Regions from separate parts of the Homo sapiens genome. Here regions 2 and 3 are each linked to region 1. A link is a loop called in an ENCODE intact Hi-C map of the cell type or tissue named here. Cell type or tissue: mammary epithelial cell. All regions are shown on one strand. Each heading gives the region's core, and the rest is flanking DNA. Links, peaks and the distances in the headings are about the cores only. Region 1 holds the start of LINC02043 (long intergenic non-protein coding RNA 2043). Region 2 has its middle 30 kb from the start of EIF4A2. Region 3 overlaps DNAJB11 (DnaJ heat shock protein family (Hsp40) member B11).

The links. Hi-C counts contacts between places; a loop is a spot of excess contacts. Peaks named below come from ENCODE experiments on the same cell type or tissue, not always from the same donor. Only the 100,000 strongest peaks of a DNase experiment are listed, where the experiment ranks them.
Region 2: a loop joins it to region 1, with 7 times the contacts of the local background. A loop is called at or near these places in 3 of 110 quality-filtered maps.
Region 3: a loop joins it to region 1, with 17 times the contacts of the local background. A loop is called at or near these places in 11 of 110 quality-filtered maps.

What each region holds. Positions count from the first base shown.
Region 1 is chr3:186,817,970-186,828,950 of GRCh38, reverse strand. It overlaps LINC02043 (long intergenic non-protein coding RNA 2043), which reads left to right and starts at 3,430. Exons shown (of 4, transcript NR_125409.1): 1 at 3,430-3,644; 2 at 4,239-4,509; 3 at 5,330-5,406. It also overlaps the pseudogene MCF2L2P1. RefSeq lists a silencer at 1,358-1,597. In mammary epithelial cell, for the core only: a CTCF peak has its summit at 7,332 (motif pointing right); no DNase peak of the experiment used is centred there.
Region 2 is chr3:186,748,259-186,759,239 of GRCh38, reverse strand. No RefSeq gene overlaps it. Among named protein-coding and RNA genes, the nearest start is that of EIF4A2, 30 kb to the left of the region's middle. In mammary epithelial cell, for the core only: a CTCF peak has its summit at 5,880; a DNase peak (open chromatin) is centred at 6,089; H3K4me3 peaks cover 343 bases; H3K27ac peaks cover 996 bases.
Region 3 is chr3:186,584,993-186,595,973 of GRCh38, reverse strand. DNAJB11 (DnaJ heat shock protein family (Hsp40) member B11) reads right to left here. Exons shown (of 10, transcript NM_016306.6): 10 at 10,181-10,630. The coding sequence ends at 10,566. Among named protein-coding and RNA genes, the nearest start is that of DNAJB11, 20 kb to the right of the region's middle. In mammary epithelial cell, for the core only: a CTCF peak has its summit at 6,604; DNase peaks (open chromatin) are centred at 5,973 and 7,143; H3K27ac peaks cover 1,909 bases.

The DNA.
Region 1 (10,981 bases), core at 2,552-10,551:
CTCCATTCCAGAAACAAGACCAGGAGACTGAAGATTCTGCCAGATCCCACATGTAGTGAAAAAATGAAATCACCCCTAACCATTCCAAAACTGACTGAATCCTAACGGAGCTCTACGTAACTCCAAAGCAAGTGTGCTGGGATGGTCCTCAGCTTTTACATCCCCCTGCCCCCCACCCCCACCCCCGCCCCTGCTCTGTGGTGCAGGGTCACGATGGGCTCCTTCCTGTGCTCCTGGGTTCCTGTCAGCGTTCTAGCAACAGGTCTCCACTCTGAGAATGACAGGTGGTGTCAGTAGCAGCAGTTGGTTCCAGCTTGTCATTTTCCCAGCACTCCCATAACCAGCCTGATGATGCCCATTCAGAGACACCAGCACGAGCTGGCCATGTCCCCTCCCGAGTTCTGCATCCAGCTCCCAGACCCCAGGCTCTGAGCAGTGTCTCCTCCGCAAAGAACAACCCCAGCCCTGGGGCCATCTTCAGACTTCTGAGTTTTGATCATTCCAACTTCTTTTTGTTCCCTTAGCTCTTGAGGTAGTAGCTGCTTCTTGCAGTTGAAATCTCCATGATATCTCAATATCATCCTTTTTTTTTTTTTTTTTGCCTTTTTAGTTCTCCAATAGTTGTGTGACAATTCCTTATATTAAATTTTCTGTTAAAATAATTGGTGTGGGGTCTATTTCAGTGATTGGACCCTGACTGACAGCAATGTTAAACCTAAGAAATTCTGAAAGTAAATACACCTTAAAACTAAGTAAGTAAAAATTAAAAACAGAAAAGTTAATTTGCAACTTATGAAAAGAAAACATGACAAGTCTGAAGATAACTAAAAAACTAAACAGATGCAAACCTCTGACGAAAATTCTGAAAATCGGCAGGCCGCAGTGGCTCACACCTGTAATCCCAGCACTTTGGGAGGCCGAGGCGGGCGGATTACCTGAGGTCAGGAGTTCGATACCAGCCTGACCAAGATGGTGAAACCCCCATCTATACTAAAAATACAAAAATCAGCCGGGCGTGGTGCCACATGCCTGTAATCCCAGCTTCTCGGGAGGCTGAGGCAGGAGAATTGCAGGAACCTGTGAGGCGGAGGATGCAGTGAGCAGAGATTGCGCCATCGCACTCCAGCCCGGGTAACTGGAAAACTAATTTTTAAACTAACAAATCCAAACGTAAATCTCTCAGCAGTTACCTTGGAACCACCCCCTCTGAATTAACCTGTCAGGTGCTAAGTGGCTTGCACACCCGGTCCACTGCCAGGCTGGGCAGCCGGCGCTGGCGGGTGGGAGCAGCCCCGAGCCAGCTCCGGCTCCTCCTAGGCTCGGCCGAGCCTTAGGAGGCGTGGCCTCCGCGAGCGTCTGCCTCCGCCCGCCGCGCTCGCGCAGGCGCACTAGGGGTCCCCGTCCCGCGAGGTCCTTCGCCGGGCGGCGGGAGCTAGACGAGCACGCAGGGCACCCCTCGGGCTCCCGGGAGGCGGCCCTGGGCGTCCCCTTTCTGCCGCCGCCGCGGCCCCGGCTGCTTTCTGCGTAGCTGGGCAGGGCCCGGGCCCCCACATCGCCTCTCTCGGGAATGCGGGCGCTCTGGAGCCGGGGAGCCGGGGCGACCGCAGGGAGGGCAGCTCTCCGGGGTGGAGGTCCTCGGGCGCCGCGCCCTCGCCTGGAAACCAGCCGTCGCCCCCGCAGGAGTCAGCCGGCGTGGACGCCCCAGCACGCTCCTTCTTGGTGCTGCCGGTCGCCCTGCAATTCCGAGAAGAAAGTCAGAGACGCCGTGGCCCACAGAGGCGCTTAGTTTTCCTCGCTCACACTCACGTTGCTTCCTCATCGCGTTCTTCTTTTTCTCCCTGGGTGCTTTCTCTCCTCTCCAGGAAAGCGGATTTGGAGGAACAGGTTTCGTGACTGTCATCCAACTGGAAAAGGCCCCGCGAGCTGGAAGGGGGGGCGGGGGGGGGGACGGGTGCACCCTCAGAGTTATTGCTGGAGGCTGTGGCCAGGCCGGGCAATGTGGTGACTTCCGCTGGCAGGCTGAGGCCCACCCCAGCCCTCCCACCTGGGCCACGGGGCTCTCAGCGGGAGCCCCAGTTATGACCGGACACCAGCGCACCGCCAAGGAGACAGCCACGTGGGGACATGCCGGGCTAGCAGGGTCAGAGCCACTTTGAGGACTAGTGACCTCGGTTCCCTGGCTTAACCAGGTCCTTATGGGTGAGAATCCTGAAGAGGGGGAGAGGGATGGAGGCGAGGGACAGTAGGCAGGAGGAGCTGATGAATAGGAAGGAGGAAGAAGATGAAATAAACAAGAAAGAAAGAAATTACGTTCAGAGCGCTGCTCACCTTTTCCATGTCTTCTGCACCTTCATAGCCTTCAAAGGTGTCCATGGAGCTAAACTCCCTGCTGGAGCAGCCTTGGGGAAAGAAAGGAAAGGATGGGGCCTCTCTGGGGTGGGAGGACAGCCCCTCTGCCCATGGCAGGGTGTAGCAGGCAGTGCCTGTTGCAGGCGGGGTCCTCCCCATCTCTAACTCCTGCTCTCCCAGGGCCTGCACTCCGCTGGGCTGTGAAGGGAGTCTGATTTTTTCAGGCTCTTTCCAGCGCTGAAATGCCTTAATTCACTGAGAAGAAGCGTCCACATGCTTTTCATGGCCCTACCTCCCTGTTCGTCCAAGAAAACAGTCGTCTTTTTTGCTTGCCTGTCTTCTAACCATGCCTCCGTCCCTTCTTCCTCCCCTGTCTATTTCCCACCCTCCTCCCCTTCTTGCCTCCTTTTCTTTCCCGTAATTAATGTCCATTTCCCATCTCCCTGGCAGCCTCTGCCAAGTGTCACTGCTCCCCATAAGGGAAAATAAGAGGAACAAGCAAGTGCATCCATCCCTGCCTCTCTCCGCAGTGAACTGATAAACCCATCAGTCTTGCCCGTGGTGCACCTGTTACATCCCCGGGAGGTGTTGGACACTGTGGGGAACAGCAGCCACCGCCAAATACTCAGCAACTGCCCTGTGCCTGGTGGGATGGTAGGCGTTTGTCAAAGTTTAAGCCTCACAACCCTGTAAGGGTCTCAGCCCCCTTTACAGTTGGGGAAACAGACAGCAATGGTCACTTGGCCAAGTCCTCTTGGCCTGTGGCAGGGCAGCTGGCTTCTCCAGCCCTGCTGCTCTTTACCCTCGCTCTGAGTGAGATGCGGTTTCTGCGCCACACGGCTCACAAGCCAGGGTAGGGAGCCGAGCATCTGCATAAAGCTCCCAGCACAGGGCAGCCCCAGACTGAGGCTCGGCTGAGTAATCCACGCGGCGGGAGCCGTGCTAGGAAAGTGTCTGCTCAGGCGAGAATTCAGGGAGGTTTGGGCAGGCCTTGAGGGGCGGACAGGACTGGAGAGGGAGGGCCTTCTGGGCAGAGGCATGGCGGGAGGGCTGTAGGCGGCAGTGGAGGGAGCTGCAGTTATCTGGGTGAGCAGGCAGCGGACAAGTGACGTCTCCCGGCCTGCTGCCCCAGGCCCCCCACAAGCCGCGTTCTGGGGCCGTGGCCTCCCCAGAGCAGATCAGTGGGGGCTGTGTGAGCAACACTGGGGGCAGCTGGGCAGCGCCTCCCTGGAGGCCCCTCTGAAATCCCGCCGGATGCTGGCAGGCTCCAAGGGGGCTGGACACCATCTTCTCAGGTTGAAGCAAGTCCTGGTTGAGTTCCTAGTCCAGGAGGTGGGATGGGTGAGGGGTGGAGGGCAGAGGAGAAACTGCGTCAGGGATGTGTCCGCCACCTTCATCCTCCAGACGGGACTTGGGAGCGGCTGCAGGAAACCCTGAGAGATTCCTCTTTAGGGAAGTCATCCAGCCCTGGGGTCCCCTTATGCCGGGAGCAGTGAGGACAGAAGAATGACCATCTATCTTGCTGAAAGCTCTGTGAGGGAGGAACGGAAGAACGGAGGGAGCTACGACCTTGACCATCCCCTGAGTGTCCATGGCCTCTGTGCTCCGGATGATGCCGGGGCTGCCAGGGACCACAGAGCCACCCACTGGGAGGCTGGGGGTTGGCCTGGCTCAGGGGCGTTCGTCAGCCATAGACACCCACAGCATGTGGTGGGCAGGGCTGGGAGGTGACACAGGAACTGAAAAACCTGAGAAGCTCCAGCCACTCCGCAGGGTAAGTGCCACCTGGGGTAAAATGATTAGCTGGTTCCAGCCCCTCCGCAGGGTAAGTGGCACCTGGGGTAAAATGACTGCCTGGAGCTGGCAGCTGCTTTCTCTGCTCTCCCCAGGGCCCTGCAGGGAAGCGTGGAAAGGCGGCACAGGGCTGGACCCAGAGGAGCTCTCAGATGCTGGACTGGACTGTTTCAGGGGTCATCTAGCCCATTCCCCGCCTCCAGGCGAGGATTTGCTTGAGCCTGGAAAGATGAAGGATCCTCCCAGTGCCGTCAAGCCCCGGATTCCACCTCCCTGTAGGTGGACTGCCAGCGCAGGCCCTGACAACGCAGAGAAAGACACAGGACCCAGCTGGGCCAGTGACAGCAGGAGCTCCTGGTGCCACAGGTGAGGGTGGGGACGCCTGGAGCACCATGGGGGTCCTGGTTTAGTCTACAGCAGGGTCTTAAAATAGGATGTAAGTGTTACATCTTGACACAGTGTACACATGCTGACACATATTAAAACAAATTTTACACAGCAGTATTATCCTGAGTATGAGTGACGCCTTTTAAGGAGTTTATATTCTATTAATTCCCTTTTTAAAATGCTGGTCCACATCCACTGAATTGATTTTATGACCTACTAATAATGTGTTATAACCCACAATTAGAAAGGCACCGTTCTAGGGCAGGGCAGAGGGAGACAGAAAAGAAAGAGAAGCAGAAAGGAAATAATAAGGACAAAGGGAAGGAAGAACAAAGTGAGGTCAGAGTGGAGGAGGGTGTTTTGTGGGAGGTCACACAAATGCCTGCCATGATGTCCCTTCAGCCCTCTCCTAACACAAACCACATCCCACTCTGTGTCTGCCCTTAAGTCTTTTCCATTGGACCCTGGGTTTATATTTTATTAATATAAAAGAATATATTTTTGGTGGAAGGGATATATAATAGAATATATATAATATATAGAGATAAGATAAATAGAATATATATAATATATAGAGATAAGATATATATAATAGAATATATAATATGTATAGATAAGATACATATAATAGAATATATATAATATATATAGATAAGATATATATAATAGAATATATGTTTGGTGGAAGGGCTATCTTTTTCACCTCTGTAAACCCACAGCTTCTAGCAGAAGAATTAGAATCAGGCAAAAAGCTTAGAGAACACCCCACCCCTAAGTCAAAAAAATTCTCATTTTGCAGGAATGGAAACTGTGACTCATAATAGCCAGCTAGTCAATGATTATTCCCCCCAGTCCCTGGCGCATCAAGATTTGCTGGTAGGTGGTCATAAGCATCATTTTTTTATTTCTAAAGTGAAGACAATGATATCTACTTTGGAGATTTAGTGGAAGGATTAGCAAAATGTACATCAAGAACAGTGTCTGGCCAAGGCAGGGTGTCTCACGCTTGTAATCCCAGCACTTTGGGAGGCTGAGATGGGTGGATCACCTGAGGTTAGGAGTTCGAGACCAGCCTGGCCAACATGGTGAAACCCTGTCTGCACTAAAAAAAAATACAAAAATTAGCTTGGCATGGTGGCGGGCACCTATAAACCTAGCTACTTGGGAGGCTGAGACAGGAGAATCGCTTGGACCTGGGAGGTAGAGGTTGCAGTGTGTCGAGATTGTGCCATTGCACTCCAGCCTGGGGGATAGAGCGAGACTCCATCTCAAAAAAAAAAAAAAAGAACAGTGTCTAGTACACCATAGAAACTCAATAAATAACATTTGCTAGTAATACGAGTAATAACCAGCCAGATGTGTTGGCTCACACCTGTAATCCCAACACTTTGGGAGGTCAAGGCAAGAGGATCTCTTGAGCCCAGGAGTTTGAGACCAGCCTGGGCAACATAGGGAGACCCCGTCTCTAAAAAAAACTTTAAAAATTAGCCGGGTGTGGTGGCCTGTGCTGTAATCCCAGCACATTGGGAGGCCGAGGCAGGAGGATTGCTTGAGTCTGGGAGGTCAAGGCTGCAGTGAGCCGAAATCATGTCATCGCGCTCAGCCTGGGCGACAGAGCAAGACCCTGTTTCAAAAAAAGAGTAACAGCCTCAGAATAGCACCAGTCACTTCAGGTATGCTACTGTTACTAACTTTTCAGGGAGTTTTGGCTGCAGATGTCTTCATCCTAGGCAATGGAAATCATCATAAATACCTAGATAATGTCCATAGAAATCAAAACAAAGCAAACATGCATACATACACCAGCAAAAAACAAATTCAAGCACACAGGCCTTAACAAATACCTTGGTTACATCAACTTTTTTGTTTGTTTGTTTTTGAGACGAAGTCTCACTGTGTCAACAGGCTGGAGTGCAGTGGCATGATCTCAGCTCACAGCAACCTCTGCCTCCCAGGTTCAAGTGATTCTCTTGCCTCAGCCTCCCAAGTAGCTGGGACTACAGGCACACACCACCATGCCCAGCTAATTTTTGTATTTTTAGTGGAGACGGGGTTTTACCATGTTGACCAGGATAGTCTCAATCTCTTGACCTTGTGATCCGCCTGCCTCAGCCTCTGAAAGTGCTGGGATTACAGGCTTGAGCCACCATGCCCGGATACATCAACATTTTAAGTGAGTGTACATTTTTGAAAAATGAATGGAATGATCTTACTCACCCACTGATTTTGCTCAGTATTTTGGGAAAGATATAATCCTCAGAGACTCTGGGCTTCTCCCAGTCTATGTGCCAAAATAAACGTAAAGAGTATGTGTAGAAATGGATAATATAAACGGGAAAGGGAGGGGCAGGAAAATTTATGATAATAAGAGCTCAAGAACGTTCTCTCTTTCCTCTGCAGATCTTTGAAATTCATAGTTTATAAATATAAATGTTTTGGGAAATTTAGTTTTACTGCTTAGTGTTTAGAATACTGTGTGGTTTTTCTTTACAAAGTGAATCTATTAACGAGCAAATTTAGTAGATAATTTAAATTATGCTAATCAGAAAACACAGCCTGGTGCTGCGGCTCATGCCTGTAATCCCAGTGACCAGGAAGGTTGAAGTGGGAGGATGGCTTCAGCCCAGGAGCTCCAGGCTGTTGAGCTATGATCACACTGCTTGCACTCCAGCCTAGGTAACAGAGCAAGACCCCAACTTTAAAAAACAAAAAACAAAAGAACACACTTTTTTGTAAATTAAAGATGGAAGTATTTTGGTCTAAATTTGTCTTTTCCCTTCCACTAGATGGCAGAATGGAGCCACTCTAGATAGTGCTACCAAGTTGGCAGCTCTTCCAACATTTTAAATGGTCAAACTGTATTTTTGTTTTGGTTCCCTCTCTCGTTTAATGAAAAAGAAAGGTAAACATTGCATATGCAAATTTCAGGACCATTTCACTTTGACTGAAAAAGCTGGAGCTGCCTTAAAGAAACTTCTTGGGCCAGGCGCCGTGGCTCACGCCTGTAATCCCAGCACTTTGGGAGGCCGAGGTGGGCGGATCACGAGGTCAGGAGATCGAGGCCATCCTGGCTAACACGGTGAAACCCCGTCTCTACTAAAAATACAAAAAATTAGCCAGGCGTGATGGTGGGCGCCTGTAGTCCCAGCTACTTGGGAGGCTGAGGCAGGAGAATGGCGTGAACCCATGAGGCGGAGGTTGCAGTGAGCCGAGATTGGGCCACTGCACTCTAGCCTGGGTGACAGAGCGAGACTCCGTCTCAAAAAATAAAAAAAAGTAAAAATACAGAAAAGAAACTTCTTGGCCGGGCGTGGTGGCTCACGCCTGTAATCCCAGCACTTTGGGAAGCCGAGGTGGGCAGATCAGGGGGTCAGGAGATCGAGACCATCCTGGCTAACACAGGGAAACCCCGTCTCTACTAAAAAAATACCAAAAATTAGCCGGGCGTGGTGGTGGGCACCTGTAGTCTCAGCTGCTTGGGAGGCTGAGGCAGGAGAATGGTGTGAACCCGGGAGGCGGAGCTTGCAGTGAGCCGAGATCTCACCACTGCACTCCAGCCTGGGCGACAGAGCGAGACTCCGTCTCGAGAAAAAAAAAAAAGAAAGAAAGAAAGAAAAAAAGAAACTTCTTATTCACTGTCTGAGGGGCTGAGTTCGGGCTTTATCCTTTAGAGAAAACTTGGCCAGTACCATTGTCCTAACATTAGTGAAACTTTACTCTGAGCCAGGTGCTGTGCTTCTCCCATCTCATTTACTCTTCATACGGAGACTAGAAGGTGTCACCTCCATTTTTTAAAACAAAAGATTAAATATTTGGCCAGGCGCAGTGGTTCACACCTGTAATCCCAACCCTTTGGGAGGCCAAGGCAGGCAGATAGCTTGAGGCCAGGAGTTCAAGACCAGCCTAGGCAACATGGCAAAACCCCATCTCTACAAAAAATTAGCCAGGCATAGTGGCACACACCCGTGGCCCCAGCTACTCAGGAGGTTGAGGTGAGAGGACCACCTGAGCCTGGGAGGCAGACGTTGCAGTGAGCGGAAATCATGCCACTGCACTCCACCTTGGGTGACAGAGAAAGACCCTGTCTCTAAATAAATAAATAAATAGTATTTAAGGCACTGAAATAAGGTAACTTATCCAAAAGGACAAAGCTGGTCTTTCTTGAACCTGGATCTGCAGGGTATCAAGCACTTCACCACCATGCTACTGCTGCTGCCTCGTGAGTGGTGAACTGCATGGCTAATTTCTGCCTAATCTGCCCCACTAGCAAACTAGGTCTCATGAAAGGAGGAGTCTCAAGATTAATCTAGGTTACTGGGCTACATCCGGACCTTTTGCAAAGTTTTGCTCTGTGAACCAGAGTTTAAACTTGTACATTTAGACTGGTGTATCTCTGAAGTGTGTATTTCTTTTCCAAACCAATGTAGGGCCAAAAGGAATCAGAGTTGCTAATAATCACTGAGAGAGAATTAGTATCTTTCTTTTTTTGTTTTGTCTTGTTTTTGAGATGGAGTATTGCTCTGTCACCAGGCTGGAGTGCAGTGGTGCTATCTCGGCTCACTGAAACCTCCGCTTCCCGGGTTCAAGCGATTCCCCTGCCTCGGCCTCCCGAGTAGCTGGGACTACAGGTGCGCACCACCATGCCTGGCTAAGTTCTTGTATTTTAGTAGAGATGGGGTTTCATCATGTTGGCCAGGATGGTCTCGATCTCCTGACCTCGTGATCTGCCTGCCTTGGCCTCCCAAAGTGCTGGGATTACAGGTATGAGCTACCGTGCCCAGCCAAGTATCTTTCTTATAAAAATAAAAAATACCAGCTGGGCGTGGTGGCTCGCACCTGTAATCCCAGCACTTTGGGAGGCTGAGGCAGGCAGATCACTTGAGCTCAGGAGTTTTAGACCAGCCTAGGCAACATGGCAAAACCCTGTCTTTACTAAAAATACAGAATTTAGCTGGGCATGGTGTAATCCCAGCTGCTTGGGTGGCTGAGGCAGGAGAGTCACTTGAACCTGAGAGGCAGAGGCTGCAGTGAGCCAAGATCGTGCCACTGCACTCCAGCCTGGGTGACAGAGTGAGCCCTTTCTCAAAAAGAAAAAAAACTTAAATTAAAAAAAAATTAAAAATACCTTGTAGTAAGCTTAGAAAATCAGTAATCTGCATGAACTCTCAAAATGTTTTGCTGAGGCAGGAGGATTGCATGAGCTCAGGAGTTCAAGGCTGCAAGGCCCTATGATTGTATCACTGCACTCCAGCCTGGGCAACAGAGTAAGACCCTGTCTCTAAAATGTGTGTGTGCCTGTGTGCGTGTGTAGTGTCTACCCAAGCCAGCAATTTTTGCATGTTTCACACAGAGACTTATTTCAGGCTGAAAGGAAAAAAAAAAATCAGCACTCAAATGAAAAACAATTTTAACTTATTTTATATATACACCTATTTGAGTAAGCAAGTATTAAAGGAACTAGGCCACCACACACATAAAATGCTGTTACCACGTATTTACATATATATATTTGCTCTTCTTTTCTCTTTCATACATTCAGAAAAAGTTGCTTCAGTCCCTGGCTCACTTGGTCCTGGCATCCTCTCCCACTTCTCCAGCCCATCCTACTGAGTTCCCTGCATACTTTGATTAGGGTCCAACCAAGTTTTAACAGCCAGCTCTGTTCATATTGAGTTAAGCAGTATCAGTATGCCCACCAAATTCTCCAGTCTTCTATGTGTTGCAAAAAGAAGAGAAATGAGCCCAAACTGTGTAAGTTTGTGGAGGAAAACTCACACATTCCCGGGACAGTGATCATATTCTTCGTTCGCGTGTTGTCTCAGGTCTACAAAGAAAGCCATCTGTGAGCTCAGCCTCCAGGGGCTCCGCATTGCCTACAACAGCACAAAAGCCAAACCCTTCAGCCCAATATTTGAGGCCTACCTGCCCCCAGTCTTATTTCCTTCCACCCTATCCCTGACTCTCCCAGGCTAGGCTCCAGATCATCACTGAATGTGCTCACTTCGAAGCAGCTCTGTGATTTTCAAGGTTCCTGGGCTCACCTTTTACTCCCGATGTGACTGCCACGTGTTGCCCCGTTGCTAGGATGGGACAGTGGCCTTGATTTCTGCCAGGACTGAGGCTTTGCCTTGTTTCCCACCCACCCCGCTGCCTGCCCCTGCACTCTTCTGGGTGGGGCCTGATCTTTCCCCGCAGTCTCCCTACACCTCCCGATCACAGATAGTCATGCCACAGCTGAGGAGCTTGTCCTAAACCTCAGTACCTGCCTCTCTCCTCAGCTTCTTGTGCTGCTGTGTCTCACCCATCAGTGACGCTCTTCTCTTCCCTGCCCAAGCCCTAGCTGACTCCATCATCTGGTACAATGTCCTCTTCTGCCTGGTTATCTCTGAAAGGCCCTCTCTCTACATCCCTCATTGGCTCCCAGTGTCCTTCCTCTCACCCATGGCCCTGA
Region 2 (10,981 bases), core at 1,604-9,603, 69 kb after region 1:
CCCTCAACCCCCAGTAGCTGGGACTACAGGTGTGCACTACCACACCCAGCTAATTTTGGTATTTTGTCTAGAGACAGGGTTTTGCCACATTGTCCAGGCTGGTCTCAAACTCCTGGTCTCAAGCTGCCTGGCCCAGGGTGCTTCTAATATGAACACAGCTCAAAACTTAGTTTTGGGACAAGGTGGTGCTGTGATAAACTCAGCTGGCAAACTCCCAGGGAGCAGAAAGCAAAGGAGATGCTCCTTGGCTGAACTCCCTCATTCCAGAATAAGTAAAAGGCAAAAGATCCTCTGGAGTTCTTCAACGGGAACTTCGTGATTTTCCTGCCTTCTCGAATTTTGAATTAACTGTTGAATCTGTTAGACTCACTGAAGTAGATATTGAAAGGAAAATCTACTGAAAGTGAACTAAGTATGGCCGGGCACGGCAACTCACGCCTGTAATCCCAGCACTTTGGGAGGCCGAGGTGGGCGGATCACCTGAGGTAAGGAGTTCAAGACCAGCCTGACCAACATGGAGAAACACTGTCTCTACCAAAAATACAAAAAATTAGCCGGGCATGGTGGCACATGCCTGTAATCCCAGCTACTCAGGAGGCTGAGGCAGGAGAATTGCTTAAACCCAGGAAGCGGAGGTTGCGGTGAGCCAAGATCACGCCATTGTACTCCAGCCTGGGCAACAAGAGCGGAACCCCATCTCAAAAAAATTAAAAAAAATAAAGTGAACTAAGTAGGCCAGGCGCAGTGGCTCACGCCTATAATCTCAGCACTTTGGGAGTCCGAGGCAGGTGGATCACTGGAGGCCAGGAGTTCGAGACCAGCCTGGCCAACATAGCGAAGCCCTGGCTCTACTAAAAATACAAAAAAGTTAGCCAGGTGTGGTGGCAGGCGCTTGTAATCCTAGCTACTCTGGAGGCTGAGGTACAAGAATTGCTTGAATCCGGGAGTTGGAGGTTGCAGTGAACCGAGATTGCAGCACTGCACTCCACCTTGGGCAACAGAGTGAAACCCTGTTTCAAAAAAAAAGAAAGTGAACCTAGTGATGTTCCAAGTTTCAAAAGCAGAGTCAGGGCATGCATTTCTATAAGTATATGGGAATTTAGATTAATCAGATCTAAGTCTGATAAAATAGAGGTACGCAATCTCTATCTGATCTCTCAGTTGTGTTTGTAGACAGTGAGGAATCATTAGGAATGGATGTACACGCTGAGGCATAATTACTAAATATGCCTGCGGGACACCTATTTTCCAACTTTGGCTGCTTTCCTTGCAGTGCCCTTGGTTCTTATAGGGCCTGGAAGGTGTTGGATTGTACGGAGATTAAAGGATTTATTCAAGATAGTTGTTTAAGTGCTCTGCTGGCGTGAACTGAGATGTGAGTTCCCCAGGGCAATCCTGTCGGCTAATTAGTGGGAATTGAGGTTTCAGGGCTTCCCAGGGAACTCTGAATAGTGTGTGGATCTAGGTGGATTTTGAGGCTCCCCAGGGCTCCCATGGCCCTACCTTGGCTTCTCCTTGCCCCTCCTCTTCAAACGGGATTTCGTCTCTATGGATTACAGTCTTGATTTTTGGTTAAAATCAGAAGATTGCTCTTTAGCTTCTACTCTCTCCTGAAAGCTCACTAAAGTACAGTAAAAAGTGTTATTAAAAAAGACTTAAAGTCTGGGCGCGGTGGCTCGTATCTGTAATCCCGGCACTTTGGGAGGCTGAGGCAGGCGGATGCCTTGAGCCCAGGAGTTTGAAACTAGCCTAGGCAACATGACGAAACCCTGCCTCTACAAAAAAATACAAAAAATGAGTTGGGTGTGGTATTGCAGGTGGGAAGATCATCTGAGCCCGGAGAGGTGGAGGCTGCTGTCAGTCAAGATCATGCCACTGCTCTCCAGCCTGGATGACAGAAAAACCCTGTCTCAAAAAAAAAAAAAAAAGTACTTAAACACTAAAGAAAATTGGAAAAGAGACAACAGCCCACAAAGTTGCTTAAATTGGAAAGCAAATGGGAAAATGATGACAAAATTAGCAGACGGGAGAAAGCTTAGTCCTAAAAGGGAAGTGAGGAAAGCTGATAAGCAACCTCATCTAAGCTGCGGAAAGACCCCAAAGACAAGGAACTGGCGGCACCATGTGCCTTTGGACATGGGGACGTGAGAGTAAAACATGGACGCTGGTTGAAAATCTGTTGAAAACGCAGTGGAACTTCAGGAATTTCTTCCCCTGCCACAGGTAATTAGGCAGCTTTCCCTCCTCCACTCTGGCTAGAGGTTTATTCTCCAAAAATAGTGAATAAAAAGACCTCTGGATTGAGGCCCTCATGAAGGTACACCTGACATTTGATGGTCATGTAGAGAAATGTTTTCTTCCGTGTCATACTGTTAGACTTGGGAAGGGCCATGTGTGTTCTCAAAAGCCTACCTAGTATCCCATAAAGAGGTTTTTGCTATGCCATAGTGATTCACTTCTCTGTTCTCTTTGCTACTATTGTTGACACCAAACTGAGAATTCTGTTTCGGTCATATTAAGCCTGACATTCAAACAGGGATGTTAAGTGGGAGTTATATAAAGTTGTATATATAAGCCTGCAACAGGGGTTGGGCATTAGAAATCAGGTTGGAAGATCTCAGTATGGGAGTCATTGACATATATATGGCACTAAAAATCACTGGACTGGATGGCATTACCTAGAGAATGAGCATAGAATTATGAGACTCAATAGAGGGCTGAGTCCAGAAATATTCAACATTTATTTTTATTTAATTTTTTTGAGATGGAATTTCACTCTTGTTGCCCAGGCTGGAGTGCATTGGCAAGGTCTTGGCTCACTGCAACCTCCGCCTCCCGGGTTCAAGCAATTCTCTTGCTTCAGCCTCCCGAGTAGTTGAGATTACAGGTGCCCACGACCATGCCCGGCTAATTTTTGTATTTTTAGTAGAGACGGGGTTTCACCATGTTGTCCAGGCTGGTCTCAAACTCCTGACCTCAGGTGATCCACCCATCTCGGCCTCCCAAAGTGCAAGGATTACAGGCATGAGCCACTGCGCCCAGCCATATTCGACATTTAAAGATCAGCAAAGGAGTATGAGTCCGCAGAGAAGACTGAGGAGAGGTAGGAAAAAGAAGAGAGTGCGACAAACCAAGAGAATATGGAGTTTCAAGGAGGGATTTCTTGAAGGTGTAAATGCTGACGAAAGATTAATATGACTACTAAGAAATGACCACTGGATTTGCAAGATGGATGCTATTGGTAATGTTGACTAGAACAAATTCAGTGGTAGGGATGAAAGCTTGATTAGTGTGGGTTAAAGAGAAAATGTGGAATTAAGGCTATGTGTAGTGAATTCATATGACCTGATAACATTCACAAATACTAGATAAATTATGACACAATTTTTCTTTTTCAGAGATAGGGTCTCGGCCTGTTGCCCAGGTTGGAGTGCAGTGGTGCAATCGTAGCTCACCACAGCCTCAAACTCCTGGGCTCAAGCTATAGTCTCACCTTAGTCTCCTGAGTAGCTAGGACTACAGGCATGTGCCACCACACCTGGCTAATTTTTTAAGAAATGGGGATCTTGCTATATTGCCTAGGCTGGTCTTGAATTCCTCATCTCAAGCAATCCTCCTGTCTCAGCCTCCTGAGTTGCTGGGATTACAGATGTGAGCCACTGAACATGGTGAACACAAATTATTTTAAATTCATAGCTGAGCTTGCAAGGGAAAAGGACTATCTGCAGATATATCAAATGAGGAGGAAAGTGAAGACCAGTAAGGATATAAGTTGACTCTGACTACTATAAGCCAAAAGGTATCTGAGACAGGCCTCGATCAATTTAGAAAGTTTATTTTGCCAAGGTTAAGGATGCACCCGTGACACAGCCTCAGGACGTCCTGACAACAGGTGCCCCAAGGTGGTTGGGGCACAGTTTGGCTTTATACATTTTAGGGAGGCATGAGACATGTCAGATGTACATTGTAAGATGTACATTGGTTCAGTCCAGAAAGGCGGGACAACTCGAAGCAGGGAGGAGGTTTCCAGGTCGTAGGTAGATAAGAGACAAATGGTTTCTTTTGAGTTTCTGAGTAGTCTTTCACTGAATGCACAATTTACAGGAATCATCACTTATGTCTTAGTCTGGCTTAATGAAACAGCAGGGCACAGGGAGCAATCAGATATGCATTTGTCTCATGTAAGCAGAGCGATGACTTTGAGTTCAGCCTGTACTTTGTCCACAGGGAATTTCCTGGTGGGCAGATTGTGAGGGAGGTATGTAGCTTTTTAAACTCTTTGTAGCTATCTTATTTAGGAATAGAATGGGAGGCAGGTTTGCTCTACGCAGTTCCCAGCTTGACTTTGATTTTGGGGATATTTATTTTCCTTCCAAACTACCTAAGGGTTGAATTGGCTTTAGTAATCTAGGGGCTTCATTAAAATATATATATATATGTATATATATATATTTATACATATATATTTATGTATACATAAATATATGAGACAGTCTCGCTTTGTCGCCCAAGCTGAAGTGCAGTGGCACAATCTCGGCTCACTGCAACCTTTGCCTTGCAGGTTCAAGCAATTGTCCTGCCTCAACCTCCCGAGTAGCTGAGATTACAGGCATGCGCCCTCACGCCTGGCTAATTTTTGTATTTTTAGTAGAGACGGGGTTTCACCATGGTGGCCAGGCTGGTCTCAAACTCCTGATCTCAAGTGATCCACCCTCCTTGGCCTCCCAAAGTGCTGGGATTACAGGCATGAGTCACTATGCCTGGCCTAAAAAATACTTTTTATTTTGGAATAACTGTAAGTTTGCAGAAAAATTGCCAGGTAGTACACAGAGTTTCTCCATATTCCTCTCACCCATGTTCCCTCACTGTTAACATCTCAGAGTTTAGTTTCTCCTAGGGGTTTAGAGTTTGAATTTTTTTTACCTATGTGGTACCCCAAACTCTAATATGAGAACTTACAGAAATGTGTACAAGCCCAGTGACGTTCCAAGACTCTCGGCAAGTGTCAACAGAGAACAGACGTGCCAAGACTCTTTCTCACAGTGAATTCTCTCAGGAAAAACCAAGCCCTGCTACCGATGAACTTATACTCCAGACATACATGGAAACGACTTACCATGCCTGCGAGTCAGCACCAACAACAAACAGCCAGGTTCATGGTTGTGAATTTCGGATAATGGAAAGACTATCTAAAAGAGAACATGAAAGGAACACATTTAAAATGACTAAAATACGCCGGGCACAGTGGCTCATGCCTCTAATCCCAGCACTTTGGGAGGCTGAGGCAGGAGGATTTCTTGAGCTCAGAAGTTCGAGACCAGCCTGAGCAATATAGCAAAACCCCATCTCAATTAAAAAAAAAAAAAGACTAAGACATAGAAGAATTGAATCCCTAAAATAACAATAATATACTGCACAAAAAAGAAAAATTGGGCCAGGCGCAGTGGCTCCACGCCTGTAATCCCAACGCTTTGAGAGTCCAAGGTGGGCAGATCACCTGAGGTTGGGCGTTCAAGACCAGCCTGACCAACATGGAGAAACCCCATCTCTACTAAAAATACAAAATTAGCCGGGTGTGGTGGCGCACGCCTCTAATCTCAGCTACTCAGGAGGCTGAGGCAGGAGAATCGCTTGAACCCAGGAGGCAGAGCTTGCAGTGAGCCAAGATAGCGCCACTGCACTCCAGCCTGGGGGACAGAGCGAGACTCCAACTGAAAAAAGAAAAGGAAAGAAAAGAAAACTCTTAGACACACTGAAATTACACAGAAACCCTGTAAGAACAAGAAAAAGAAAGGAGGGAAATGCATTCATTAAGAAGAGAAACACATTCTCCCAGCGGCCATGGGCTTCCCATTAAGACCTTCACCTGCGCATTTATCCTCTGGGAGGCAGCAGTTCCCTGCAAAGGAGGAAAGGTAAACTTGGGAAGGGGGTTCTGCGTGGAGTCCCTCCATTTCCTATTTTACTAGCAATGAGGAAAAGCACTCTACCAGCGCTCCAAGTTCACAAAGAATCCTTACTCACTCGAACAAGATTAAAAATGTAAGTTGAATCACCTCTCAAATGCAGAAACACCTATTCAGAGAGTAAACACTGTTGGTTCCTCTTGAGTCAGCTACTAATGACTCACAGATGAGTCTCCACCTATGTTATGGATCCACACTTCATGACGGCAGCCACAGGACAGCACAATAATAGCAATGACAAATACCATACTGACTGACTTTTCTTACCCACTGCAGTTTTCCGGCAGTGCATCATTATTAAAAGGCATTCACATATTTATAATTATAAAATAATTTATAAGAGTCAAATCTAAAGACTTAAAAAAGATCACAATATATATCAAGTGAAAAATAGAGATTACATATTGTATTTACAGCCTGATTCTGTTTTTGGAATACATGCATACACTTGGAGAAAACATTTCTGGAAAGTCATAACCAAAATTTCTTTTTTTTTTTAATTTAGTTTTTAAATTTTTAAATTTTTTTTTTTTTTTGAGATGGAGTTTCACTCTTGGTGCCCAGGCTGGAGTGCAATGGCATGATCTCCACTCACTGCAACCTCCGCCTTCCAGGTTCAAACGATTCTCATGCCTCAGCCTCCTGAGTAGCTAGGATTATAGGCGCTCACCACCACACCCGGCTAATTTTTGTATTTTTAGTAGAAATACGGTTTCACCATTTTGGCCAGGCTGGTCTTGAACTCCTGACCTCAGTTGATCCACATGCCTCAGCCTCCCGAAGTGCTGGGATTACAGGCGTGAGCCACCACGCCTGGCCTTGTTTATTTATTTATTTAAATTAGAGGTGAGGTCTCACTGTGTTGCCCAGGCTGGTGTTGAACTCTTGAGCTCAAGCGATCTTCTCACCTCAGCCTCCCAAAGTGCTAGGATTATAGCCATGAGCCACCACACCCAGCCCAAAATTTCAACAGTAGTTTTCTTTGGCCAGTGAGATTACAATAGTTTTTATTTCCTTCTTTGCATTATTTTGTATTTTCTAAATTTTCCACATTAAACACTAAAGTATATAATATAAACCAGCATATGAAAAGAAAGAATACACGTATCAGGAAACGTGGAGAAAAATTAATCATGGATTTTAACACTGAAATGAATAAATATGGATAGCCTCCGCCCTACATTTTCCTAGCTCTTATCTGTGAATATTTATAGAGCATGATAACTAGCATACAGTTGTTTTCAGACGGATAAAATTTCAGGACCAAGCAGTCTATGTTCGAAAAAGAACTAAATGCTGTAAATGAGCATATGCTCATTATTCTTTCAGTGCAACTCCGAGCAAATGTCAGTGCTCCTATTTTTCTCCTTTTCCTCCTGGTCCCGTGTTAGGTTTCTACAACTAAAGCAGCCATCAGGTTCTAGATTGCCTCATTCTACAATTCTAGGCTCTTGGAGGAAGGTGGGCCACAGTGATCCTCTCGTCCTGCCCTCCTACCCAGCTCAGAAATCTTTCCTAGTATACCTCTAACTTCCTCCCTCTCCTTCGGCATTCCCAGAGGTGTGGAGCTCAGTATTTAAATGCTTTTCCTCCTTTCCCCGCCTGGAGAACTTCTACTCATCATTCAATATTCAAATCAGGGGCAGTTCAGGGGCTGTGTTTCTGTGAGGCCCATGTGGTGCTGACATCTGATGGTTATAAGCATGGATTCTGTTGTCAGAGATACCTGGGTTCAGTCCCACCTCCCCTACTAACACCTGCTTATGTGAATTTTTGTTGTTGTTGTTGTTGTTTTTGAGATGGAGTCTTGCTCTGTCACCCAGGCTGGAGTGCAGTGGCACGATCTCGGCTCACTGCAACCTCCGCCTCCCAGGTTCAAGCGATTCTCCTGCCTCAGCCTTTTGAGTAGCTGGGACTACAAGGCACCCGCCATCATGCCCGGCTAATTTTTTTGTATTTTTAGTAGAGACGGGGTTTCACCGTGTTAGCCAGGATGGTCTCGATCTCCTGATCTCATGATCTGCCCGCCTCAGCCTCCCAAAGTCCTGGGATTACAGGCATGAAACCACTGCGCCTGGGCGGTTTTTTTTTGTTTTTTTTTTTTGAAATAGGGTATTGCTCTGTCACCCAGGCTGGAGCGTAGTAGTGCAATCAAGGCTCACTATTGCCTCAACCTCCTGGGCTCAAGCAGTCTTCTCACTTCAGCTTCCTGAGTAGCAGGGACTACAGGCACACACCTGTACTATACTGTACATCACGCCTGGTTAATTTTTTTTTCTTTTTGAGACAGGGTCTCACTCTGTTGCCCACACCTTAGTGCAGTGACACGCTCTTGGCTCACTGCAACCTCTGCCTCCCAGGCTCAAGTGATCCTCCCACCTCAGCCTCCCAAGTAGCTGGGACCACAGGCACGCACCACCATGCCTGGCTAATTTTTTGTATTTTTTAGTAGAAATGGGTTAAAAAAAAAAAAAAAACTCGACCATTTTTTAGTAGAGATGTTGCCCAGGCTTGTCTCGAACTCCTGAGTTCAGACGATCTACCTGCCTTGGCCTCCCAAAGTACTGGGATTACAGGCGTGAACCACTGTGCCCAACCAGCACCTGGCTAGTTAATTTTTTTTTGTTTTTGTAGAGACAGGGTCTCCCTATATTGCCCAGGCTGGTCTTGAACTCCTGAGCTCAAGCGATCCTTCCACCTTGTCCTCCCAAAATACTGGGATTACAGGTGTGACCCACTGTGCTGGCCTTATATGATCTTAGCCAGTTTATCTCACTTCTCTGAGCCTCAGTTTTCTCACCTGTAAAATGGGTTTCATAAATGTCATAATATGTATTAGATCTTCAAGTGGTGTCTGTTACATAGCAAGCAAGCAAATAATATTAACTACTCCTATTTGTCATATCAGTGGTTTCAATGCTGACCTGCACATTAAAATTACCTTTAATAGGTCTGGGCTGATGCTTCTAGCAAGGTATTTTTTAAAGTTAGGCAAGTGATTCCAATGAGTAGCCAGGGTTGAGAACTACTGCGCTTGACCAGTAGCTCTGAAAGTATGCAACCCAGACCAATAGCACCAACATCTCCTGGGAAGCTGTCAGAAATACCAATTCTAGGGCCCCACCACAGACCTGCTGAATGAGAAACTCTGAAAATGGGCTCCAGCTATTGGGGTTTTAATAAGTTTTCTTTTTTTCTTTTTTTTTTTTTGAGACAGAGTTTTGCTCTTGTTGTCCAGGCTGGAGTGCAGTTAGCAATCTCCGCTTACTGCAACCTCCGGCTCCCAGGTTCAAGCAATTCTCCTACCTCAGCCTCCCTAGTAGCTGGAATTACAGGCATGCACCACCACGCCCAGCTAATTTTTGTATTTTTAGTAGAGATGGGGTTTCACCATGTTGGTCAGGCTGGTCTTGAACTCCTGACCTCAGGTAATCCACCTGCCTCAGCCTCCCAAAGTGCTGAGATTACAGGCGTGAGCCACCGAACCCGGCCGGTTTTCGTAAGTTTTCTAGAAGATTCTGGTGCTAAAATTTGTGAAGAGCTGCACTAGATTGTAAGCTGAGCAAAGGCGTGAACTGTCTGGTTTTTCCTTTTCATTTTTGTTTCTTTTCAGAGACAGGGTCTTGCTCTGTCACCCAGGCTGGAGTGCAGTGGCATAATCATGGCTCATTGCAGCCTTGTACTCCAGAGCTCAAGCAGTCTTCTCTTCTCAGCCTGCTGAGTAGCTAGGAGTATAGGCACATGCCACCACATCTGGGTTTGTTGTTGTTGTTGTTGTTATTTTTTGTAGAGATGGGATCTTGCTATGTTGCGCAGGCTGGTCTTGAACTCCTGGCCTCAAGTGATCCTCCTGCCTTGGCATCCCAAAGTGCTGGGATTACAGCTGCGAGTCACTGCACCCGGCTTGTGTTGTTAATGCTGCATTCCTAGGGCTAAACGCTGTGTTGTGAACAAATTCAGTTTAACTCAATTCAACTCAAGAAATATTTATTGAGCACTAATTTTTTGTTAGGCCTTGTGCCTGGGCCCTAGGAATATGATGCTGTGTGAGATAGGTCTTTGCCCTCTTAGCTTCTTCCAGCTTTTCAGACTTGATTCTTCCTTCTCTATGCTTTCATTGCAGCTTAAACACACCTCTACTATTGGAATTTTTATGCTGATTTATATATTTTTTAATGTGTCTGTGCTTCTCTCTAAAGTGTGACATTGAGGACAGGAACAGCCTTTAATCATTTTCTTTCTTTTTTTTTTTTGAGATGGAGTTTTGCTCAGTTGCCCAGGCCGGAGTGCAATGGCGCAATCTCAGCTCACTGCAACCTCTGCCTCCTGGGCCTCCCGGGTTCAAGCGATTCTCCCGCCTCAGCCTCCTGAGTAGCTAGGATTACAGGCACCCGCCATCATGCCCAGCTAATTTTTGTATTTTTAGTACAGACGGGGTTTCACCATGTTGGCCAGGCTGGTCTTGAACTCCTGACCTCAGGTGATCCACCCACCTTGGCCTCCTAAAGTGCTGGGATTACAGGCGTGACCTACCTCACCTGGCCAGCCTTTATTTTCTTAGAAGATGCTCAGATGCAGTCGCATTGCCGGGCCTGGCTGTGCATTTGAAAGCAATAGAATGTGTTCTCCTAATATACCTCTGAAACTGGTCCAATTGTCCCATAGAACTGATATTTATGGCTTCTTTTGAATAAACATAGAAACTGATCCTCCCAGTCTTGAAACTTGAGGAAGTTACATTTGTCTTTGCTCAGTTTCTTTCTCAGGCATCCAACCATCAGGCTTCCTAGATAGTGTCAATAAACTGAAACTTACCAGATCACTGCATCTAGGCAATAAGACATCAGACTCCTCACCTACCATGGTTGCCTAAGTGGCTACCTGCTTCCTGTTGAACAGCTCCTCTTCCTTACCCCTCCCTAATTCCTGTTTTCCTGTATGTAGTTACATTTCTTCCCTGCTATATAATCCCCTAATTTTAGCCAGTCAGGGAGATGGATTTGAGACTGATCTCC
Region 3 (10,981 bases), core at 2,839-10,838, 230 kb after region 1:
CCCTTTGGAAGGCCGAGGCGGGAGGATCGCTTCAGCCCAGGAGTTCAATACCAGCCTGGGCAACATAGTGAGATCCACATCTCTATATAAAAACATTAATAAACAGTATTTTAAAAATAATAATAAATTTTTAAAGGAATACAGCAAACAAAAGTGGGAGAATTTTGCCAACATACGATTAGAAAAAAAAAATTTAAAGATATTTACAACCTCGTCTCTACAAAAAATATGAAAATTAGTCAGGCATGGTGGCATGCACCTGTGGTCCCAGCTACTTGGGAGGCTGAGATGGGTGGATGGCTTGAGCTTGGGAGGTCAAGGCTGCAGTGAGCCATGACTGTGCCACTGCAGTCCAGCCTGGGTGACAGAGTGAGACTCTGTCAAAATGTATATATAATATATATATTTATATATAACATATGATGTTTATATTATATATATTATATACAATGTTTATATGATATATATTTTATATAATATACAATGTTTATATTATATATATTTATATATAAATTTTATATTACATATTTATATTTTATATATAATATATATTTATTTATAAATATATTATATATATTTTTCCCCAGAGGCCTTTAAGCCCATAACCATGTAAGTAGCCTATCTTCTTAGTATGTATAAGTGTTTAACATTATTCATTAAAATAAACAGAAAATGGAAATGAAAGCCAATTATAGTTATGCTTATGTTTTTATCATATAGTCAGCACATGCAATAATTTATCTTTAATATAAAGGAAGAGGGTGCATATACAACTTGTACCAAACAAAATTATTTTCTCCCTGTCCCCTGCGTAAATGTGCAATGTAGAATGTTGTTTTCAGTGTGTGCCAATCTGTGAACCAGCTTGGGAAGGCTCTGCCTTGGTCTGGCCCTCCCCTGGCACGTGTTCACCCGGGTGACAGTTGTGCTATGGTGCAGCCCGACCTGGTCTCCATGCACAGCTCTCATGAGTTCCTCCTTCATGAGACAGTCTCAGAACTCAGCCTAGCTCTAGCCCCTCCTGTGCCTTCAGCCATCACTCTGCACTTGCTCATAACAGTTCTGAATGACGTGAGCTGCATGGGCTTCCATGCAAGCAGCACCTTTCATGCTGGGGCTTAGAAGGATCAACTGTCCAGGTTTGTCTGGGACTGAGAAGTTTCTGGGACATGGGACTTTCAGTGCTAAAACAGAAAAAGTCCCAGGCAAACAGAGATGATCTGGTTACCCTAGTGCTGGTGGGGAAAGGCAATGGGTCACACCAAGCGCTGTAACTCTGGACTGCCAGATCTCTAGCAGTGAAGGTCAGAGGTCTGAGGCTTCCTGCTATACAAACACTCTGCCAGGTGGCGTGTCTCAGGCCAGCTCCTGAGATGTCTGCTCTCATTTCTCCCGAGGCTCTGTGGCTGTTTTATCTTTCCCTCTTTCCATGTTTAGTAATAGCCCTCATAGCAGTTTCTGTTTTTCTGGGCCTAGAGCAGGCTGAGAATGTAGGATTGGTTTCCATGTATTCTCTGCAGATATTCTTCAGCGGAGACATTCTTGGTTTTTTCCCAAGGAAAGGGTGTCACGGGGTCAGAAATCCACACCTGTGCAGGTCAATGAATGTTTTACACTGTTTGACATTGGGGAAATTTGTTAGTGTTTCAAAAATATGTCTTAACAGAGATGCAAATTGGTTCAAAAAGTTTAGTCACATTTATTATATAACAGTAATAATACCTAATATTTAATGAGTGCTTGTTACATACCAGGTACTTTAAATATATCATATTGTTCAATCTTCACAATATGAGTTGGGTGAGGAGGCTCAGAGAGGTTGTCATACTTGTTCAAGGTCATGGAGCTAATAATTGGAAGAGAAGGGATTTAAATCCAGTCTCACCGCAGAGCCAGCACTTGGACTTAGAACTGTAGACTCGGAGCTAAGCACAATCATGTTTGAGCAAACCAATGAGAAGACTGCAGTTTCACATACTGCTTTCTGGACAACTGTGCGGTGTGTCAATTAAGTGTGTTTCCTTCCTGGACCTAGGTCTATGTAATTGAGGGGGCTCTCAGTTTCTATAGCAAGAGTTAAATAAAAGACAACATGATATCTGTGCACTGAGTGGATCCAGGAATTATCCACGGTTTGGCCACAGTGTCCAAAATTTTATTATCATTCTGGGATTCATATTCATGTGGGATTCATATCACCAGAATTCCAGAGACACCACACTCAGGGCTGGTAGCCTATGGCTACTTCTCAGCTCAGCCAGTTCCTCTCAGAAGTGAGCCATGCTGATAAAAGTCTGGGCTTGAAAATTCCTAAGGTTTGTGCTTCAAAGGCCACCATAGAAATAAATTTTAGAAACCACGTACTGTGATAGTTTGTGACAGCTCAGTTTTGCATTACCTTCCTTGATCAAATTCTCTGTATGCACATACATGCTCAGATGAGCTGGTTTGAGTTCTTCCCTAGAGTTTCAAGTTCAGTGCCTTCAAATATCACATCAATAGTGTCTTGGGGCTGGGCAAGGTGGCTCACACCTGTAATCCCAGCACTTTGGGAGGCCAAGGCAGGCAGATCACCTGAGGTCAGGAGTTCAAGACCAGCCTGGCCAACATAGCAAAACCCTGTCTCTACTAAAAATATAAAAATTAGGCGGGCATGGTGGTGGGTGCCTGTAATCCCAGCTACTCAGGAGCCTGAGGCAGGAGAATCCCTTGAACTTAGGAGGCAGAGGTTGCAATGAGCTGAGAAAAAAAAAAGTGTCTTGGTCTGTTTTCTGTTGCTTGTAACAGAATATCTGGAACTGAATAATTTATAAATAAAAAAATGTATTTCTTACAGTTATGGAGGCTGAGAAGTGCAAGTTCAAGAGGCCAGATCTGGCGAGGGCCTTCCTGTTGGTGAGGACACTGCAGACTCCCCAGATGGTGCAGGGCATCACATGGTGAGGGGGCTGAGCATGCTAGTTCAGGCCTCTCTTTCTCTTCATAAAAGCCAACAACCCTATTGATTCACTGGTCCATGAGTAGATTAATCCATTCACAAAGGCAATCACCTCATGATCCAATCGCCTCTTAAAAGCTCCCCCTCTCAATACTGCCACATCGGGGATTTTCAACATGAGTTTTGGAGGGGGCTAAAATTCAAACCATAGCAAGTAGAAATGCCTATTTTTAGGTTGTTCTTATGGGCTTCACAGAGAATTTCTCAAAGGTCTTGTTCTGAGTTCTAAAATCTCTTTCATTATCTACAGTTTTACCATCTAAGTGGATCAAAAATCGAGGAATCCTTTACGTTCTTCTTCAATGTCTTCAAAATGCCCCCTACAAAGGCAATGGCCACACATGAAGGGGACATAGCTTTAACCACTTGCTCATCAACAGACTGGGCTTGTGAGGCCCAGGGCAAAAATCCTGTGATGGATAATGCAGGCAATGCAGAGTGTGGCCTCCTTCTCTGTTTATTGCATAGACTGTTGAAACATGTTTTACTGTCATTTTTTTGTTTGTTTGTTTTTGAGACAGAGTCCCGGTCTCTTGCCCAGGCTGGAGTGCAGTGGCGTGATCTCGTGATCTCGGCTCACTGCAACCTCCGCCTCCCGGGTTCAAGTGATTCCCCTGCCTCAGCCTCCTGAGTAGCTGGGATTACAGGCATGCACCACCGTGCCCAGCTAATTTTTGTATCTTTAGTAGAGATGGGGTTTCACCATGTTGGTCGGGCTGGTCTCAAACTCCTGACCTCATGATCCGCCCGCCTTGGCCTCCCAAAGTGCTGAGATTACAGGCATGAGCCACCGCGCCCGGCCATTGTCATAATTTAATTGTAAGTGTTCTTTCTGTGGTAAATGAACTCAACTTTCCATGTTTAACTAACATATTTAAGATTTCTTACTGGCCAGTGATTCAGCCTTTGTTTGTCTTGCTTGCTGGCTAATTAGGTGTGTGCGTTTTATGTTAAAAAGCTCTCTTATATATCCCAGCACCTAGCACAGTGCCTGGCAATCAGAAGAAATAAATTCAGTGATGATTATGTTGAGTCCTGTAGAGTAGTAGAAGATACAATTTACTTGAAGAGACTTTTCTCATACTATTAGGTTTAAAAAAACAGATAGTTGTCCTCTTTTTCTGGAACTGGGATCTGAGAGGTGTTGGCAGCTATAGTGAGAAACCAGATCTGTCATTTGACATTCCTCTCAGTTTCGAGTGTCCATAGATCAGCATCTCTCATGTTCTCATTAATATCACCGATGTGTAATCCACATTTCCCAGGCACCCCAGCAGAGAAAGGGATAATCCTAGGGGCCAGAATGGTGTGACATTTGCTCAGATCTCATCCCTGAAACTCCAGCTGCGAGAATGCTTTCCTTCCTTGATGGCAGGGATAGGGGTTGGTACTCATGGACTTGCAAATGGTCACCTCATTCTTTCTGAATTCACTTGCCTTTTGTGAGCACTATGTGGCCCCTCCATGGCTGTTCTGATGTTCCACAGTCTCAGCTGCTAATTGTATGGCTGTCTCATTTGATCACCTGGGGCAAACTGTATTTTCCAAAAAATGGCCACAACAATATTTGCAGGTCTACATATCCTTCAGAACCTTAAAGATTCTTTTCTTGAAAGGTCCAGTCTAATTCCCCTCCCCAGGAAGAGGGATGAGCCTTTGTGGCTGCCTCCATAAATGAAAATGCGATGGAAAGGATGCTGCACGACTTATGAGGCTAAGTCATAAGAAGAACTAAAGCTTCTACCCATTTCCACTTCCTTTTGGGAAACGTGTCTTGGGAGCCCTGAGCCAATATGTAAGAAGTCCAGCTATGTATAGCCACCATGCTGCAGAAACCACACAGAGATAAAGATTCGTGAGGAGTCTCCCCATTTCCAGTTCCCAGCTGCTTGAGTCCTCCCACCTCCCAGAATGAACTGTCAGACATGTGAGTAGAAATGACTCCAGACCCAGCCTTCAAGCTGTTGTCCCAGCTGACACCAAGTAGAGCAAAGGAGTTGTCTCCATCAGTCTAGCTCATATTGCAGATTTGTGAGAAAAAAACAAATGTTGCTGCGTTAAGCCAGTAAATGCTAGGATAATTTGTTATATGACAATGACAAGAGTAACCAGGACACCACCCTTGTGTTATCATTACGTTCTCCCCTTGCTTCTTGTGATGCCCTTGCTTTTCTTCTCTACCAGTTGCTGAGAATTAGAGGAAGACCTTTGCTCCCACCAATGTCAACATTTCTTTACCAGAAAACACAGAGGCATTTAACTCATATTTCGAAGACTTACAGCTTCTTATAATGGCCCTGGTGGTTATACTTTTTGTTCTACTGACTCTATTTTGTTACAGTTACTCTGCCCACAAAGTGCAAGACCCTTTGTGATTATGTTGGGGGACATCAATTCAAATGACACCGTGATAGCATTACTGTCAAATCATGCTTCCCTCTCAATGCTGTTGATGAAGCTGGTGTACCCCAACCCTGTTCTTACAGGTTAAGTTGCTTTTTCCCACTTGAAACATTGTACAACAGCCAAAAGCTTATCTGGTCAGTTTTAATGCGTCCTGCCCCTTCCTAGGACTTATTGCAATGACAAACATATAAGAGCTGTGAAAACTCTGTGACTTACACACAGTAGGCACCTGGTGTTTTAAGTGCTCTTCCTGAAATGCTCACTGACAATAAAACTATTGAACAGATCAGGACTGAAAACATAGCTTTGTTTTGTGCCAGCAAAGACTCTCTTCTCTCCTTTACAGGTTGACATTGAGCCATTAATCAACAGTATGTTCAACAGTAACTAGTGAGTTATGAATCCAACTATGTGCCTCTATTTTATCTCCAGGGGATATCACAAGATGAATCATCAAACACCTTGCTGAAAACATTATCACATTTCCTGTTCTGGTTTAATGTTACCTAACTGGTAGAAAACACAGAAGACTTAATTACATGATTGCTTTTTTTTTTTTTTTTTTGAGATGGAGTCTCGGTGTGTTACCCAGGCTGGAATGCAGTGGTGGCGCAATCTTGGCTCACTGCAACCTCTGCCTCCCACGTTCAAGTGATTCTCCTGCCTCAGCCTCTCAAGTATCTGAGATTACAGGCATGTGCCACCACACCTGGCTAATTTTTGTATCTTTAGTAGAGATGGGGTTTCATCATGTTGGCCAGGCGGGTCTCGAACTCCTGACCTCAGGGGATCCGCCTGCCTCGGCCTTCCAAAGTGTTGGGATTACAGGCATGAGCCACCGTGCTCGGCCTTGTTCTTAATCACCTAATTTGGCCCCTTGCAGTGGCTTCCATAACTGTTACTAATTCTCGGAAACCATCCTTTAATTTATTATTATTATTATTTGGCAGAATCAGGCTCCAAATCAAAATCCAGCCTGTATGGCATCTGCCTTGTCTACGTTAAGATTAAGGGAGACTAAAAGAGGAGGGTAGTTAAATGCATTATTATTTGAGTTTGCATTGAAAATTATAATTATTATTGTTTTACTTAATATCCTGATTTTTAGTGGCAAGAGCTAGAAAATGGCTTAAAAAAAAAAAAAAAAAAACAGGTCTGGGGCTCCAGAGCCGATAGCTCTCACGGCATTATTTTAGCGCCACCTTCACACAAACATCATGCATTGCAGAGGGAAGGAAAATTTTAAAAAATCATAAGCCTCCCAAACCTCAGTTGTGCAACATATATTATTAACTTGTTCTTTTTGAACTGCCTATCCCAAGAGAGGCATTCCAGTTGTAAATGTCAAATCAACCAACAACTCTATGAAACATGTACTGTTATTATCACCATTTTACAGAGGGAGAAATTAAGGCACAACTAGTAAATGGTAGAACTGGAATTTGAATCTGATCAGTGTGATTCTAGAGCATGCACATGGTAACACTATGGTACATAAAACCTCCCGTTTTGTTTCTATATTCTGTCAAAAAATGATGTTTTCAATATAAAAGGGTAAAGTGAACATCAGTAAGAGGAAATGGAAGTCCAAGAGGGAAGAGGTGATTGATGATAAGAAACACTTTCTTTGAAGGAAATCCTGTCTTCTGGACTGGAGACAATTCCAGAATACTGAGAAAATCACCTAAATGTGAAAGTGAAGATCCCTAGGCCCCAGTATGGGCTCACGAAGAGTGTCATAACAGACACACCTCATTTCCTAACAGGCTGTTGTCTAACTGGATTTCAACAAGATCTCTCAGCATACCTGTGTGGACAAGATAAAGAAATATGGCTAGATGCAAAATCAATTATTCTTATGGAGGTTGATACGACTTTACCCTGATGTTCAGATGATTGTCAACCTGGAGCAAGCTTTCAGTGGCAAAATCTAACTAAGAGTTGACTTCAATTCTTTGGCTAGTGCTTTTATTCACTGTTTAGATGAAAATCTTATGTCTCAGTCAATACAGTGCACAGATAACATCAGGTGGAGAGGCTCATACTGAATGCCTGAATTGGAGGATCCCAAAACATGGTAACAGACTGGACCACTGGGCCAACTGAGTGAGGGGGAGGTAACTGAATAGGAGTAAATATGAGGCCCTTTATCCCAAAGTACTAGTCAACTTCTGTTGAGTGACCTGGCACAGCCTGGGCGAGACTCTTAGAGCAGTGCAATCCACAGAAATATAATGTGAACTACATACGTAATTAAAATTTCCTATTAGCCAAATTCTAAAAAGTGAAAAAAACTCAGGTGAATTTTAGTAATATATTGTTTTTAATAATCTATTTTATTTCACCAGTTATATTCAAAATGCTATCATTTAAACATGTAGTCAATATAAAATTGAGACATTTTACTTTTTTTTTATACTAAGTCTTCAAAATCCAGTGTGTATTTTATGCTTCATAGCACCTCTGTTTGGATGAGCCACATTTCAAGTGCTCAATTGCCACATGTGGCTACCAGATTGGACTATGCAGCTCTAGAGGGTTTTCACTGACACTCAGTGTGATGAGACTGCCCCCAAATTATGTCATTCTCAGGCTGGCTGCATTGTTGGAGGAACTGTGCTTAAAGTTATACCACTCAGAAATATTTCATTTCTGTTAATGGAATAAGAAAGGGTCGGGGCTCTTTGACATCTAAACTCATGACGGAAGCTGTACTGGTGCCCACTGCCTGTGACCTGTGTCCAACCCTTCACTGTGAGTCCTGGAGCAATTTCAGTGACTAAAATACTAGAATTTTAAAAAGTGAACACTTACCAAGTGGTGTCTTCTTCTCTTGCTTATCTTTCAGAGCCCTTGGATATCTTTTGTTCATGGTAAAGGTTGCTACTGGAGCCAACAGCAGCTTTTTTTCAAGGAATAGAATAAAATTATCTTTCCATTCCCATTTCTAGTAACACCCATTGGACCTTTTCAAACAGGTTTTAAGTTTCCAAATCCTGTTCCCTTTTCAGTGATTTCTGAGCACTAACATCCATCTAGGATTTGGCAATCCAGCACCTAACCAATAGTGAATGCAGCTAAGGGGCAGGAGTATATGTAAGTGAATAAATCTCTGAGTAGCCCAAAAAGATGTTTAAGATGCATAAAAGACCAAGCACAAAAATATCCCCCTTCATTATCTCCATTTTGCAGATGAGAAAACTGAGGCTAACAAGCTTCCTCAGTCATAGAAATTAAATCTGATTCCAGGCCAAGCATCCTTTCAGCCTCATTGCATAGCTCCCTGGAATGGCTTTTTTCCTTGCAGAACTGAAGACACTATTATCTGTTCTTCCACATTAATTACCTAGCATCCTTCCTCTATGGTGTTTATCTTCCCTTCTTAAGAAAATCTATGGAATTTTAATATAAATCTTTCCAAATTACAATGTGCCTCAGATAAAGCACTTAAAGCTACCTGAAGCTCAGAGTCCAATAATGAAAGAATATTCTTTAACTTATTAAATCACGACAATCTAGACAATGGATAAAAAGGAGTGACAAAGCCCAGGAGTGACAAAGCCCCATTAACATTCTTCTTTGTAGGAAACACATTATCCCTATGGGGTCTTTCTCACCAAGACTAGCAGCTCTAGCTCTTAGTATCATGACTGACCCTTGCATACATCTTGGAAAAATGGGGATTAGTAAGTGCAAATAATGATCAAGACTTCTCCGGGGCTGATATATAAAGGAAATGATGATCACTCCTGAGAAATGCTCAACTAGAGGCAATTCAGTACATAATGAATCTTACAGGTACAAAAAGTCCACTAAACTTACATACGTATTTGTGTGGTTTCACTTGATTTTTTGTTTTTTTAGAGATGGAGTCTTGCTCTGTCACCCAGGCTGGAGTGCAGTGGCACGATCTCCCCTCACTGCAACCTCCACCTCCCAGGTTCAAGCAATTCTCCTGCCTCAGCCTCCTGAGTAGCTGGAATTGCAGGCGCCCACCACCGTGGCCGGCTAATTTTTGCATTTTTAGTAGAGACGGGGTTTCACCCTGTTGGCCAGGCTGATCCTGAATTCCTGACCTCGTGATCTACCCGCCTCGGCCTCCCAAAGTGCTGGGATTATAGGTGTGAGCCACCACGCCTGGTGATTTCTAAGGTATGTATAGCCCAAAGGCAGGGATGCTGCTAGAACTATGCTGATGGCTAGAAGGCAGCTCCACACACAATACGCAACATCAGTTGTTAAACAGAATTGAAATACTCACTAGCAGAGACAAAAAGTCCAAAGTACATGAAAAGTAGAGTGTGATGTGACTATATATGTGAAAATGAGGGAGATTCAAAAGTCAAATGTACTCGTCACATAGCATCTGAATTGGGTGCCATGAGATGAGCAAACATAATTTGCAACTCTAAATTCCTTTTCTAGAACCAGTGGTAGTCCTTGTTCCTAAACAAACCAAAGGCTTTCTAACCATGAGGTCAACTGAAATTATATACATGAAAGGTGCTTTCTAAACAGTAAAGTGTCCATATCAGATTATTATTCCCAAATTAAATGAGAGAAAATATACTTCAAGGACAATTAGATCTTTGTGTAACCTTCATTCATGGACCCCAATCAACCATTCAGTTTCTTCCAAGCTCCTTTCTAGCAGATGCCGTATGTGTAATTGGGCATGGGGACTGGATCTATATCACTCTTTTGCATGCGTGTGCATCCATCTTGCTTGATGGGAGGACAACCCAAATAGCTCACAGAAGAAACAGGAGTCATGAAAAAAATAACAACAAAATGTATTTAAAAACAGACTTCTCCAGTTGGCATTTTGAATGAAATTGCTAACAACTCCAACCCTCTATATTGTGTTTCTTTTGCTCCTGGAGTCCTCTTGCAGCTTTAATTCTTGAAACTCAGGCGGCAGCACCAGACATTAAATCCCCAAAGGGAGAGGTATTAGTAAACCTTTTGCTGGTCATTCTTTTCCGAATGCAAATGGACAAATTCTTAAGCCCTCTTATTCATTTCATGATGATCATTAGATAAAAAAATTAAGCCTAACTTGCATATTGAAAATAAAAACAAAAACACACACAAAAAAACCTTGCAGATAATAAATATCGCTTATTCACTTATTTTAAACAAAGTCCAATTTTATTCACTCTCAATATCCTTGCAGTCCATTGTATACCTTCTGCACTGACCCTTGTTTCAGTAGCTGTTTGATACCTGAAGAAAGAATGAACAAATGACTCCATTAACAAAAAAATGTTACTTTCCTAGCGTTTAAAGAGCATATTTCAAGAAAAAGCTCATAAAAGGCCTTATGACAAACATGGATGTGAATTAAATAACTACCAATCTCCAACGTAATTGCATGTAGGTAACCCCACACATGCACATGTGTGTCCAGGATGATCCCTTGTCTTTTAGGCCCACATACCACATACATGTCCCACAAAGCTCTATGAAATGAGGAATGAGAAGAGGCAATCAAAAGGGAAAGAAAACTCTTCAGCTCAGTCTTCCATTCCTTCTTCTGTATCCTCTTTTCAGTTTTTACCTCCTTCATTGCTCTCC